2 separate regions of the Mus musculus genome follow, and region 2 is linked to region 1. A link is a contact called in ENCODE Hi-C or POLR2A ChIA-PET data. All regions are on one chromosome and are shown on one strand. The core of a region is the stretch at or near the end of the contact, and the rest is flanking DNA. Distances in the headings are between cores, read along the strand shown.

The links. A loop is a pair of places that touch in the nucleus more often than their neighbours do. ChIA-PET counts read pairs that join two places held with the same protein, here RNA polymerase II (POLR2A).
Region 2: a loop to region 1 is called in a map of v-Abl transformed pro-B cells, with 3 times the contacts of the local background. The contact joins the promoter of Fbxo5 here to the enhancer-like site in region 1. A Hi-C loop is called at or near these places in 1 of 37 maps with a recorded cell type or tissue (v-Abl transformed pro-B cells). POLR2A ChIA-PET finds 5 or more read pairs at or near these places in 1 of 5 experiments (Patski).

Annotation. Positions count from the first base shown.
Region 1 is chr10:5,203,219-5,210,268 of GRCm38, forward strand. Syne1 (spectrin repeat containing, nuclear envelope 1) reads right to left here. Exons shown (of 146, transcript NM_001347711.1): 86 at 6,238-6,375; 87 at 2,030-2,215; 88 at 1,737-1,859; 89 at 834-1,016. Among named protein-coding and RNA genes, the nearest start is that of Gm51757, 120 kb to the right of the region's middle. Within about 2 kb of position 5,298, at least 2 of the 3 ENCODE cell types and tissues checked have a DNase peak (open chromatin) inside an H3K27ac peak, as active enhancers do.
Region 2 is chr10:5,799,116-5,806,797 of GRCm38, forward strand. Fbxo5 (F-box protein 5) reads right to left here and starts at 6,350. Exons shown (of 5, transcript NM_025995.2): 1 at 6,144-6,350; 2 at 2,754-3,417; 3 at 2,037-2,127; 4 at 1,141-1,320; 5 at 43-707. The coding sequence starts at 6,222. The coding sequence ends at 456.

The DNA of each region.
Region 1 (7,050 bases), core at 4,048-6,547:
ACAACAACAACAACAACAACAACAACAACAAAAGCGTTGCCTTGGTCATGGTGTCTGTTCACAGCAGTAAAAACCTAAGATACATATACACACCCATACTATCTATTATGTACATGTATCACACACTAAAATGCAAACCAAATTTTAAAACAATGTTGAATAACAAGACACCAGCCAAGAGTTCCAGTTCCAGATAATACTAATTAAGCATGGCCAGTAGCCTTGGGGCTCTGATGTCAAACAAATTACAAGGTAATGAGTGATCAAGGGTGGTTGATCAAATGAGCAGGCATTGTTTTAATGAGATATAACTATGTATCAATCAGGGGAATACTTCTTACAAGAAAAGATATAGTAAGTAGCATTATTTCTTCATGGGAATTATTTTTCTCTTCTTACCTCAAAAGATTAAGAGCTGTGCTTGGATGTCCTTCTTAGGCCAGAAAATACACAAATTGGATGACATATGAATGCTGTTGTGTAATACAAACTTTGCAAGCCCATATCACCAGGCTCTAGATTCTTTTCAGATACATATATGACCACATACAAAACTAATGTGTATGAATCATTCATTTAAAAAAAATCACCAAAAGATAATTTTCATTTAAAGGTAATTTTTAGAGCTCTTTCCCCGGTCCTGTGTGGATGATCCACATAATAGAGTCTTAATCTCTTGATTTTATATAAGTACAACAGACTGTCAAATTTAGCACTCTGGGTGTTTTGATGGCTGAGCCCACACAATGCTAAGAAAAGCAGCCCATGACTCATGTGCTTTTGCTCTGCCAGCGTGGGCCCCCGGGCTGAACGGGATGCACAGTTGCACCTGCCTGCATGATGTTGCACTGTTGGATGGCTGTGTGCTGCAGCTGACTGGCTTCCTCTTGCAGCCGCAGGGCAGCGTGGCACAGAGGCAAGCTGGCGACCACGTCCTCAGGGATCCGGAGAGCACTCTGGCAGAGCTGTACGGCTTGCATCTTTGGCTTCAGTGACTCCATCTCAGACAGCAGATGCTGAAAGGGGCCATGTTACAGTTTAAGCCCTTGGTAATTTTATCATGTATTACATAAACAAAGACATTTCCTGAATTGTAGCTACCAGGACAATGTGGGTCAATACAGTTTGCAAGGAAGATATATTCTAAACAACAAATCCATGTTAAGACTATCACTGGGCTTAGAAAACATGTTTCTTGGGGCTATTTTTAAAATGTAAACCCCTAGCCCCATTCATCCTAAAGTATTACATGTGCATGTCTGTGTTTGTGTGTGTGGGTAAATGCACATGTGCCTTTGAGTTCCTAATGGCAGGTGCAAAATGAGGATTGTACATATATGTATACATAAGAAGGTCAGAGGACAGCAAACACACCTACCATTATTCAACAGCTGTTTACATTTTTAATTTTAAGACATGATCTTTTGTTGGACCAGAGCTTGCCAAGTAAGCACCAGGGACCTGCCAATTTCATTCTCCTCTGCACTGAGATTTTAAGCACATGTCATCCTGACTAGTTTTGTTTTCTGATAGAGGATCTCACTATGTCAGTCTAGCTGGCCTTGAACTCACGTAGACCTGGTTGGTCTTGTCTACCTACTGTTCCCTCCTGAGGCTTGGATCGGCCACGCCCAGGTTTTTAGTGTGAGTTCTCTTGGGATCCAATGCTGAGTTTGTAAGACAACAACTGTGAAAGCTGAGCCATTCCCCAGGCCTCCCTCGGTTCCTTTGCGTACCTGCCGATGGCACAGCTGCTCCTTGAGACTACGGCGCCCGACTTCTGGAGAAGTCAGAATTGTCTGGGCTTGTTCCAAAGCCACCTGCAAGTTTCTTAGCTCGCCTTCAAACTTTTTCATGTCCTGGAGAACAAACCCCAGTGAACATCAGAACATTTAAAGTTCAAAGTCATAACCGAAGAACTGCATCATATTCAAGAAACTATCTCACCATGGGTGAGCGCTTTCTCCCCGGGACAGCACGCCAGGTTGTTTTGTTTTGTTTTGTTTTGTTGTGTTGTGTTTTGTTTTACCTTGGCTGCATCTTGGAGGTTCCTCAAACGAACTCTGATCGCCTGCCGTAACTCCTCCATCTCCCGTCCAAACTGTGTCACTTGCTGTGATAACTTTCCTGTGCAGTACACGTTGGCAAGGTGTTGCACTTTCTCAGCCATTGCTTCCAGGTCACTGTCAATTTCGCCAGATTCTTCTAACAGTGTCTAGAGTAAAGTGTTTGTATTTGTGAAACGGATATGCAGGCAGGGACGGGGGTAGGGGGAATACAGATATGTATAGAGGAGTAGAAAGACCCAATAGACTAGGAAAAGATCAAAAAGAACTATGAACATGGTACAATGTTTGGCCATCTCACCCCTATGAGTCCACTCACAGGCTACATATACATTGTCATCCTCATTACATAGACAACAAGGTCAAGTCCAGGAATCTTTATAACTTGCTAAGGCCACTTGTTCATGAGTATGGGACTTAAGGATTCCTGCTCTCTCACACCCAGGCTGCCTCGCCTTGTGGCAGGACACGGAGCTATCAGCCAGCGGTGGTGATGCTTCGGCACATTGTGTCTTGATCACATCTCTGCTTGGATCCTGCCTTTTCCCACGTTTGCACTAAAGAAGGCCTATTCAGCTCTTAGGTTATACAACTAAGATCTGAATGCTGGAAGATGCAAAGAAAAGCACAAGTTTTGCAAACAAAAACCTTTGCTTACTTATTCAAAGTAAGACAGGGAGGAAAAGGCTACTTGCAATGTTGAGGGGAGTGTAGTCCCCCCCTCATCACTCAGCCCAGTGCCTGCTGGGACTTACAGCAGTAGAACAATACAAACAGACAACAAACATATACAGACACGTGCATTGGAATATGGAGAAGAAAATGAAAGGGTAGCCACGTATTAAAGGGTAACTCAACCCAAATGTGGGACAACTTGCTGGTAGGTTGAGATAAGGGTCCTACTGGGTTCAAGAAAGATATCAGCACATTAACAGATGAGGAGGAAGGGAAAGACACTTTGTACTGAGGAGATGGTGTATGCAGGGCACAGAAGTTGGGGAGCACGGAATGTGCAGTTGGGGAGATATATGAGGAATATAAAAAACAGGGGTATGTTACTCTGTTAGATTATTTTTAGATATGAAAAGCAATTTTCTTTTCACAGTGAATGTAATATATATAAATATAAGAAAAATATCCATTTGCCTGGGTTTGCAGCCCCATGGAGGGAGCAACATTATCAACAGGCCAGACCCTCCTGAGCTCCTGGGGACTGCACCACCAACCTAAGAATACACATGGAGGGACCCATGGCTCCGGCCACATATGTGGCAGAGGATGGCCTTGTTGGACATCAGTGAGAGGAGTAGCCCTTGGGCCTGAGGAGGTTTGATGCCCCAGCATAGCAAAATGCCAGGGCAGGAAGACAGGAGTGGGTGGGTAGGGGGCACCCTCATAGAGGCAGAGGGAGGAGGGATGGAATGGGGGTTTTTGAAGGGGAGACCTGGAAAGGGGAAACGTTTGAAATGTAAATAAAGAAAAATGTCCAATTTAAAAAAAAAGAAAAAGAAAAATACTCTATTATATCACGTCCAAGGCAGGGTTGTCCAAACTCGTGACACCGTGACACAACTCTCACTGACAAATATGTTCATAGCTACCCTGGGATGTGTGTAGACTGTGGGCTACAGATTGTATATGCCTGAAAGGAAAACTGTAAGATGTCATTGCTAGTACATATGGGCATTTTTAGGAGTTAAGAGCATAATGTGTCTCCTGATTTCCCTCTTTCATTGGACATTTGAACACACGGGTTTTCTTATACTGCATTTGTCGAAGGGTAAACCCAGGCATCTGTGCTTCCTGGTGGAAACACAAGGGCGGGGACCCTCTGGGATGAGTTCCCTCCTGGACTTTGCAGCAGACAAGCAGAGCAGTCTAAGGTTGCTTGCTTGCTTTGGTTAAGGATTCAGTCAAGCCACCCAGCAGTTTGTGTCATGAACACTAATGTCAACCACACATAGAACTGTCTGATCTGGGCTGTGCTATCTCTCTCTAGTACATCCTTTGTCCCTCTTCAATGAGAGAGAGGCCTGTCCTTGTCTGCTGCAGGGTAGAAGCATCCCCCTTCTACTCCAGCAACCTGCTTTCCACTGCTGGGTCTGCTTTCTGAAACTACAATGAAAATCTTCATGACTTTTTTTTTTTTTTCTAAAGCTTACATTATGCTCCACAATGTGCAAAAATATCTTAGAAAAGCATGATCTAACATTGAAATTTTCTTTACAGTTCCATCACACTGCCATCAGTTAGCAGGTCATCGGGCTTGCTGGGTGAGCTTGATGACCCACGTCTGATCCCAGAATCCTACAGTGGGACAGAATGGACTCTCTTCCTGAAGGTTTACTCTGACTGTTACATGCATGTGTGCCTGAACTCTCATCCTCCCTCCCCCTCCCTCCCCCATCTTCTTCCTTCCCTCCTTACTTCCTCTCTCACATACAAAACAAATACATATATACATACATAAGTACATAAATAATAAAATCCTCCTACAGTTATTAATATCATTTTAAATATTTCCTACATTTTGGATTACAGCCCCAGTTAAGGAATCCAGGAAGCAAAATGAACAGGAAATAAAATGCCAGCTTATATTACTGTAATTGCTTTTCAAATGATTTTACTGAATTATCAGCAGGGTTTTTTTTTTTTTTAAGTGGTATTATCTTGACAGTTAAAATTCCCTTTATCTTTTCTGTTCTTACAACTGCATCTTCAGAGTCCTAGAAGTTAGTTGTATTGCCATTGATTACCAGCTGGTTTGTAAAGGAAGTCTGGTCTGTTGGCGTCTAAGCACACACACAGAGCAAACGATCCAGGCGTCTGAGAGGTACAGATGTCTGTGTCTGGGAGGAGTGTGTGTGACTGGGAAGAGGACAGAGATCATAGGGGCTGGAATTCGAGCCATGGAAACATTCCAGGAGGAAACAATATCCAGAACCACCTCGGGGAAAAGGAAAAAGGGAAGTTTATTTAAAAGATAAGTCCTATGGGGAAATACACCCATACAACCTAAATAAAAGCCAGCCTGTATTTTGTGGCAAGATCTGTTAGAAATGTGCATTTAAGTCAACTGTAACTTACTAGAAGGGTGAGATAATTTCCGGAGAGGATGGCCAAAATAAAAAGGAATATTTTTGTCTCCTAAGTTCAGAGGAAATGAAGTAATGTGTCCCTCTGGGGTGTGGATATAGGATCTGCTCTCAGCGCTCTGACCTTCTGAGTAAGCCACATGACTCAGCCCTGGCTGTGGCCTAGAGGAAGCAGGGCCTGCCTGGAGCATCAGCATGTACCTGGAAGTGCTGGATGTTTGCTCCCAGGCAACTGACACAGGAACACTACTGGGCATTCCCATATTACGGGTGAGAAGGCAGAACCCAGAGACAAAGTATTTTGTTCCAAGTCACAGGGTACCAGTTGGTAGAGCTTGTCTTAACCCTCCTCCTTCCAGGGTGTGATGCTTCTAATCTCTCTACGCTCCCCTGTGTCTTTTCCTATGAAAGAATTCCCTGCATCTCCCAAAGAAGGGTCTACAACAAAAGCGGCAACAATAACACACAAATCACAAGTGCCACAGGGGTAGGGAGGAATGCTTTCAGGCTCAGAGAAACACGTTTATAAGGAAAACAGAGTATATGTATGTATATATATATATATATATATATATATATATATATATATATATATATGTTTGTATACAGTCTCATGAACTGTCATCCTTAGCTACTTTTGATCAATCCAGAACAGCAAGTCAGCCTCTCTCTCTTTCTCCCTCTCTCTCTCATATATATGCATATATATATATATGTGTGTGTGTATATATATACACATATATATACATGTATGTATATATATACATATATATGTATACATGTATGTATATGTATGTATGTATGTGTGTATGTAAATATATATATGCACATACATGCCACAGTGCCTAGGGACGGATGAGAGGACAACTTGCAGGAGTCAGTTCTCTCCTTCCGCCATGTAGGACCCGGGAATCAAACTGCAGTCACCACCAGACTTGGCGGTGATTACCTACTGAGTCACCCGGATGGGGCCCGAGCATTCTTCCTATCTGGTATTTTACAAAATTGTCTGTTGGTCTAACCCAGTCAGACTGACTGTTTTTACTCTTAACTTTGTTTTTTTCCCTGAAATTTACCTGGTGCAAGATGTACTGTTCCTGGAGCTGGCTTGCTGAATTCCAGGCGATGTTTCCATGAACCAAGACTTTAGCTTTCTCGATCCATTTCCGAACAGTCTCGAGCATTTCATTGTACTCTTCCATGTGGGATAACGCCTGTAAAAGCCATTCACACTCAGATGGATGTAAATCCTGTCTTGTCAGCGGGATTGAACCCTATTCAGGTCTTTGGATCCAACCATCCCAGAGGCTGGTACTTACAACTGTGATATCAAAAGGGACCCTGGGAAGTCACTTGCCTATAGGGAATCTGTTAAGGATTTCCCAGTGACTTCAGGGTACAAATCCAAGTCCTCCGTGATATGCTTGAGTTATTTCTCTTTTCCTGGCTGTTCATTCTCATCTTACTCTTTTTATCCCTTCTATCCACGTCCCACTGGGTAAAGGAGGGACCAAGGCAGGGACACCATCATGCAAGCTCTCAGCACCCACTGTAAGTCACAACCATTAGCTCCTAAGCTGGGCCCAGTAGGAAAGTGCTGTGCCTGCCTGTTATCCCAGTCCTTGGGAGATGGAGATCAAGGCCCTCACTGGCTATACCTAGTGAGTGTGAGGTCTGCTTAGGCTATATGAAAAAAAGGTAAAGGAAATGCTGGACTACTCATTTTAACTTTAACCTGATGGCAAGATTAATGCTTGGTAGAGTTGCAAAGGCCAATCTATAATCAAAAAAATCAAGATGATGTATATGAGTAGGTATATAACCACTATCTCCACACCACTACCCCAAAAAGTGACAGCCTAGACAGGAAGAAGAGAACTCTAACATTG
Region 2 (7,682 bases), core at 5,100-7,599, 600 kb after region 1:
AAAAAAACAAAAAAAAAAAACAAAAAAAACCTGCACACATCATTACACCTCTAAATTTATTTTAACTAAACAAAATTATGTGTATTATTTTATTTGGCATTTGAAAACAGGTATTCACAGATATAAAAAAAACTCACATTGACAAACATTTAAATGGACAGACTCAAGTTGATAGAAGTATGATACAAACTTGGTAAAGCGAATCTCGAATACTGAAGCAAATGTTCTCAAGACTCCATAAAAAGACCACAACCCTCCCTTGCCAAAAGTCCACTCAATTTTATCTTAGTATCTAAGATAGATATCCAGTTTGTTTTTCATAAGTCAATCTTGGCATTTTTATGGACAATTAATTTCTCTATTCACAAAAGGCATCATAATTATTTTTACTTTCTTAAATTAAAGTTGAAGTTTTTTTTTTCTTTTTAAAGTAGCCAAGATCTACAGTTGATCTATCACAATCTTTGTAAGTTCTTTTTACTCTTTTTAGTTCCAGGCAAAGGACCCACTTTACAGCTGGCTTTTAGGATCTTGCCATTCAAACAGTCTTTGTTGTTATGGTAAGCACACAGACACTTTGTACAATATTCAAATTGACAGCTTTCCCGTTTGCAGACTGCTCGCTCTAAATAGTGGTCATATTTTGCAGGGAAATTACAGCGAACACAGGCTTTGAGGCTTTCGTTGTTCTTCAATGTCTTTGCCACCTGGAAGAAAAAGAAATCCATGTGTATTTTAGTATCTTGAATTTGTTATTAAACCAGGAAGGAGAACCATGCCTCCAATACAGACATTAAATACCCATTACCTAATGGGTTCAGAGTAATAGGTGCCCTTAAACTCCTGAAAGGTATGCCTTGTATTCAGCTGTTCTCCTTTTGACAGTGGCAACTATAAGATGTAGTATGGGACAGTCTTGGGATATTTCGAGGTCACTACTGAGAGTAGATGAAAAGGACGGAAGATGTGACCTCTACTGCCTTAATGCTTTTTACTACAAACCCAAACAACATCATCATGTGATGTAATTTAGTACCAGACACCAGATAGCATGTAGTGGCAAACTGTCCTGTGAAACCCTCTTTCTTACTTTAACTATAAGTAAGTGTTCCTCATTTCTAAGACTTTCCCGATAGTTACCTCCACGAACTCATTGTGCCGGCTGTAGGTAGAAACTCTCTGACCACGCTGACTGGAGGACTTGATTTGAACATCTTTTTTGGGAGGTGCCCAGGTCGATGACTTTTGAACACAAGTTAGTGCAGCTCTGCCCACAACATATCCTCTCGTTGTAGCATGTAGTGACAACTTACTGCTTTCCTGATTCAAAGTTTAAAGAGATTTTCAATTCTTTTTCATATTCCTTGATAAAGGGATCCCACAGGACTGTAATCGCAGCCCCTCCATTGGACAGAGTTATGCACAGAAACACTCCAAAAAGGAACTCACTCAAAGTGTGAATCAGAGACAGCTATTAGGAATTTAAGGTGCCCTTTAAACCAGCCAAGACCAACACTAAATAAAGTCCTGTCCACAGAACAAGTAGACAGGACTTTATTCTTCCCATACCAATAGAGGGCAGCAGTCAGCTAACAAACATTTATTTTAGGATTTTTGAGAACAGGTTCAAGATGTAGCTCCATGCTGTCTTTAAACTTCTCAAGCCTCCAGTATTCCAAGATTACAGACACTTGAGACCATCCTGCCTTAGGAGCATACTTCAATCATGTAATGATCAACTGTCAGAAACACCACAATTAGCAAGTACTTTAGAAAATTAAACTCTTCCTCTATACCAGGAAGTTAACTGGTTGCTTAAGACCACTTTGTGGTTGGTGTGTCTCATACAAAGTAGAATTTTTTAAACTTAGGCTTATTAACAAGTTCTATAGAGGATCCACACACTGCGAGCGCCTCACACCCTTCCTCCCCAGGAAGCTGCCATTTCTTATGAATTGAATGAATTTACAAGCACTTGTTTCTCCCCCTAAAAGAGCAATGGCAGCTTAAGAGAAAGAGCACTTTGGAAGACTTACAATGACTCGCTGCATGGTTTTGCTGTAGAGCTGGAACGCCCCCTTATTGTTTTCCAGTATCTTCTTCCAAATTCTGCTCACTTTAGACAGACTGAAAACAAAGGAGACAAAGGTCTAAGTCCAACAGAGAACTGAAGCAGATGACTACAAGCTACACTAACCCAACACGCACTGAAACTGGGTGGATTAAGATCTGGGAATGACAGAGCCCAGTTATGAGTGCTTAGCCAGACTACCAAAGAGCCAGCCAAAACTTTTTAAGTTTTTAAAAAAACTCCCACCAAGCTTGTTGTATATCCATTTTTGTCTTGAGTATCTATTAGGATAAGCAATTTCACACCAGTACAATGTATACACCTCCACCTTAGTGTGACAGGATATTAGGCTAACTTGTAACCAATTTTGAAAAATCTATTACATCAACTGAAATAGCACACCTCACAATGCTGAATACAGAAACCACCCACTAATAGAAACCACCTTATCTACCCATTTCATTGCAGCTAGCCAGATAATTCAGTATAGAATACATTCTTCTAATGGCAGACTATGAAATTCAAAGTGACAAGACTGGATGCAGATTTCCATAGATTTTCTTCCATTTCAAATGTCAACCAAACATTAAAAGGAAGTCAGCACTAAGACCACTTTACATTGGTCTGCTCAACCAGGTCCTATGTTATCTATACATGCAGTGCGCAACACCCTCAAACTCACTTTACTAAGTCCATGCCGCTGAGCTTAGTCAAAATGTTAGCCAACAGGTGCACGAATCCCCTGCGGGAGAGCTCAGCCAGGATGTCTAGGTGCTCCAGGCCCATTTTCTTGCCAATTATATTTTGCAGTCTAAAGTTCCCGCTGGCAATAACTTCCTTCAGCATTTCTCGATCCACTTTAGGGTTTCGCTTGCCATTCTTTTTTAGTGTTGAGCAAACCACTCTTTCAAAATGCAGGACAGGCAGCAAGGTTTTGTTGGGATGCTGGTCCGGGCTCTGTGATGGCAGCAGACGGGCCTGGGGACTGTTTCTGAAATTCTCCAGGATAAGGATGCCATCGTCACGGTCACTTTGTGTGAAAGATGAGTAGCCACTGTCCTCATACAGTCTACTGGCCTCTAGCTCTTCTGTTTCGTTTGAACTATCTAGTGTGTTTTGTACGCGTTGATTTTCCTTGTTATCATGTCCCACAATTGGTGAGTCGATGAAAGACAACCTCTCATGGTTTCTAACACAGTCATTACAGGAAGGTTCCAAACACACGGGACTGTAGGAAGCTTCTATCCCACTGTCCTCAGGCTTCACCACTTCAAGCTCGGAAAGATCAGGGTTGCAATTAAAACACTTCATTGTAACAGAAAGAACAGGGCTTTCTTCTTTACAACCTACAAAAAGTACACAAGAAATAGAATAAAAATCACTTTTGTGGTAACTTGTTCCCCAACGTCTTGCTGAGAACTGAACTCTGGGTCTTTATAGACATTATCATAACCCTTATATACCCAGCACCAGAAATGGATATCTTCCATTACCATGGTGTGCATGTGCCAATAAACAGAATATTAACTCAATACTATTAACTAAAACCCATACATGACACAGTTCCAGGACGCCACACCCCATCTAGCTATCATTTCCATAGGCTTCCTTAGAACTAATGAGCCAAGCCTCCTCTCCTCCACTAACTCTTCTCTGTGGGCACAGCAGGCGTCATGCTGCACAGGTGAAGCTGATGGGGCAGCACCCCCCCACCCCCGCCGTCCCTCCCTTCCCTGAGTTCCCTTAGTCAGTTCCTCTGAACTGAGACTGAGACCACACGGCCTCATTTCTTTGAGACAGAGGACTTGCAGGAGCAAGAAAGCCATAGGACAGGCAGCTCCGGCATCAGCACAGGGAGATGCTCTCCGTCTGCCTGTGCAATGTTTACCTTTGGCCCGCACTGCTCTAATTCTCATCTCACAGCTGTCCCAGCTGGCCTGGGGCTGCACTGCACATGCTGACATCATTTTGATTTTTAAGTATTTTTTCTTTTAAACTTCTCCAGACTACAGGACTCTGTTTTCTAAATTAGAGAGAAGTATCAGAAGATAAGAGTCTGGACCTTAACACACACACAGCTAAATCCATCTGAGAGCAAGAGATTTCAATTTCTAAGTGCTCCAAAACAGTAAGAAATATTTTATATTATGTTCATGTTAGGTAGACACAAAGGCAGATTAAGGAATTCCATACTCCCCCAATCAAACAAATGTGGGGTACATATCTAGTCTTGCTATTTTCATCTGATATCCACTTAATGGCAAAAACTTGGCCTCAGTTTTCCCACCCACAAAATGGGGAAGAAAACAAAACTGGATTAAATGGATGATCTAATTAAAAGCATCTGTTTATCTAGTTAAATCACAAAAAGGCAAACTTGCTGGCATTTCTTACACTGAAAATCAAGATAAATTCCACAAAAGCACAAATGAGGAGGCAAAACTTCAAATGAAAGAATCTCTGCGGAGCTTTCTGACCAGCTTATTCTATTAGGTTTTGGGGAGGGGGCTGTCCTTAAATGAACTTACAGATAAAACGAAAAATATTTCAATGTTTTAGAACTCACATTAGCACCCCTCAGCCAATCACGGGATGGGGGAAAGGTGGAGAGCTAAAGTGCACCAAGTCTGGCCTTTCATTTAACTTATAAACACAGGCTTTACACTCCAGATTAAAGACTGTAATGAAAGCTGGCCTTAAAGTCTTAGCTCTTCCATATGTTAACTAGGTTTCAGTCTCAGTCCCCAGCCATGTGGCCAAGGTCAAACACCATCCCTTCTTTGTGCAAGGGTGAGGAAAGGTGATTGAAAGTATAAGCCAAGAGAAAACCTTTAAGTCTACTTTGAAAAATATTTAAATGTTCTAATTATTTTTTAAGGTTTCTTCAAGGCTGTAAACCCAGTGGGGGAGGGGAGTTGGGGGCAGCAAGCATTTCCTGAGGAGGAAAGCTGAGCAAAAGAATCCCTTCGTAAACCATTAAATTTCTTATTTTCTAACGGAGACTCGGGTACTCTTTTACAGACACATTCTGCTAAGCTAGTACTTTCTTCTCTTCAAGACTTAATTCCTTTTCTGATGAAGAAAGATTATTGAGGATATATATATATATATAGAGAGAGAGAGAGAGAGAATGAATTACCTCTTCCTTCAGTTGGAAATTTTCTACGATAGAACCGATGCATCTTTCATTGAGATGCCAAGAAAGATAAAAAATTAATAAGAAAATAAACAATTGATTCTCTCTGCTCACCTAAACGTTGGAAAAAGTGACCATTAATTCTTCAAAACACCCGAAAATTAAACAATCCCTCCTCGATTCTTTCATCAGCTAAACACTACAGGCAAACTCACCGTTTTGGAGGAAAAAGGGCGCTTTTTAAAAGGCCCTGCTGACTCCAGGCCTTGAGACTTACTGAGAAGCAGCAAAACAGGGGAGGAAAAAAAAAACTTTTTCCATTTGGTACAGTGGGCAGGCGGGGGCTGGGGGGTCCTTTACATTTGGCGGGAGCTGAGAAGGAGCCCCTAGAAATGCTGAGGGGGTCGGTGGTGGGAGGTGCCCCGAGGGCGCGGTGCACGAGGGAAGGCGGGAGATAAGCGCGGAGCTCAATCTCCCGCGCTCTCCAGCCAGGGCTCTGAGGGCAAAAAGTTACGGAGACTGAGTATGGATGTGAGATAGATGAGTTGTGAAATGGGGGGCGTAGAGGCTAGAGATGGGGCCATCTGGCCAGCTTGGAGTCCCACAGTCCTGTCACAGCTCGAGCATGAGTTGAGGAGGGGAGAGGAGGGGGCATTTGGCGCCCAGGCAGGGGGTGGGGTGGAATGCGGCGCGCAGAAGCCACTACCTTGCACGTCCCCAGTGCAGGGTCTCGGGGTGGGATGGAATAGTAGGACCCCGTACAAGGCCGACCACATCTGTCCCACTCTGCACCAGCCACCCTTGCTCCGCGCCTTCCTCCCAGTCCCGGGCCCAAATAGGTCGCCTGAGGCCCGGAACACCGTGATCTGCAAGCACCCAGTTTCTGAGGCTGCCGCCACAGAGAAAGGATTCCCACGATGCCCGCCTCACACTCACCGTCCACGGTAGTCCGCGCGCCAAGACGGCAGGGACAGGAGGACGGCCGGCGCAGGTCACTGCAGGTGCGCCGGCTCATGCCGCAAAACTCGGGCTCCAATGCTGGGGAGGTGGCGGCGACGACAGGAAAAAGGTGGCCGGCCAGACGAGGCGCCGAGCCGCAGCTCTTAAAAGGCGCCAGCTGGTACTTTTAAAATCTTTGAATTTGGTGCCCAAATCAGAACAGACCAATGGGGCGCGGCGTTTGCACAAGCGTGCCAATAGGCAGGCGGCATGAGAGGACGCCCTCGCTCGCCCAATAGGAGGGCGCGGGGGCGGAGCCAGCCCTGGAGCCTGGGCTCCTCCCACACGCCCAGATCCTCGCCTCCCCAAAGTTGCTGATGGAGCTGGCAAGCACGCCCATGTAGGCGTGGCCTGTGAAGGCGGCTGGTCCTCTGCGCAAACCCGCCATGCTGCCCTCTCCCCGCACCCCCCCTCCGTTATCCCGCGAACCGGCTTCTCCAGAGTCCTCATGTCCTGGGGACAGCTCCGACTTCTGCCTGAAAGTCTGTGATGGACACAGGCGGGCCCCCAGTCTTCCTCCATCGTCTGTTACGAGCGAGTTTGCAGAGCTGCAAACCCGCCACTCTGAGTGCACACCTTCCGGAAAACAAGCCCTTCCCCTGGCTCCGGACCCGCCTCTCTAGGATTTAGGCGCGCTCTACTCTCCCTCCTAAATTGGCTCCACCCCCTGCCTGGAGCTCCTGCGCTTGCGTATTGCGCGGCCGCCACTACGGAGTTGGCGGGTTGGCGCTTGCGCGCGAGGAGCCTGGCGGTTCCCTCCGGGCGGGGCGGACTAGCTGGGGGGGACATGTGACCGGAGAACCGCCCTTGCCCTGGGGATGGCGCGCAGCAGGACCCCGGCGTCCCTTTGCTTGGCGCCTTCCGAAGGCTGAGGGCGCGGCCTAACTTAGATCTGGCCATTGCATTCTTTTTTTCTTTTTTTTGGGTTGGGGGCGGGGGGGCCGGTTCGAGACAGGGTTTCTCTGTATAGCCCTGCTTTGGCCATTGCATTCTTTTGGGTTTTCAACCACCACGAATTCTTAAAAGTGTTAATTTGTATTTTATTTTATGTGTTCTTAACCTTCGTTGGCTAGGCTCGACAGCCGACCTGTTCCCCTAAATAAGTCAGACTCCCGTCTCTTTGGGGTGGAGCGCCCTGGCTGCGTGGATATTTTTATATCAAAGGCGAGAGTGAAAGTATTATTAAGTCTGATGGTGAGCTATAGTGCACCACTAATGATGCTGGGCATGCACGTCTTGAATTTATTTCTAAGTGGTGACAATACACTTAACTTCTTTTCAGACTACAGAGCAGTAAAGCTACAGGATATGCCATTTCCCTCTTGCTTTTCTGCAAGAGCATATGACTTTCTGTTAGTGTTCCATGCAGCTCCTGTGTAAAGCGGGACCAAGATTGGACTGAGTCATACAAACGTTGGGTGGATCCAGTTTTTATCAAATTCTTTTTGTTTATCCCTAGTTTTCTGGCATTTTCAC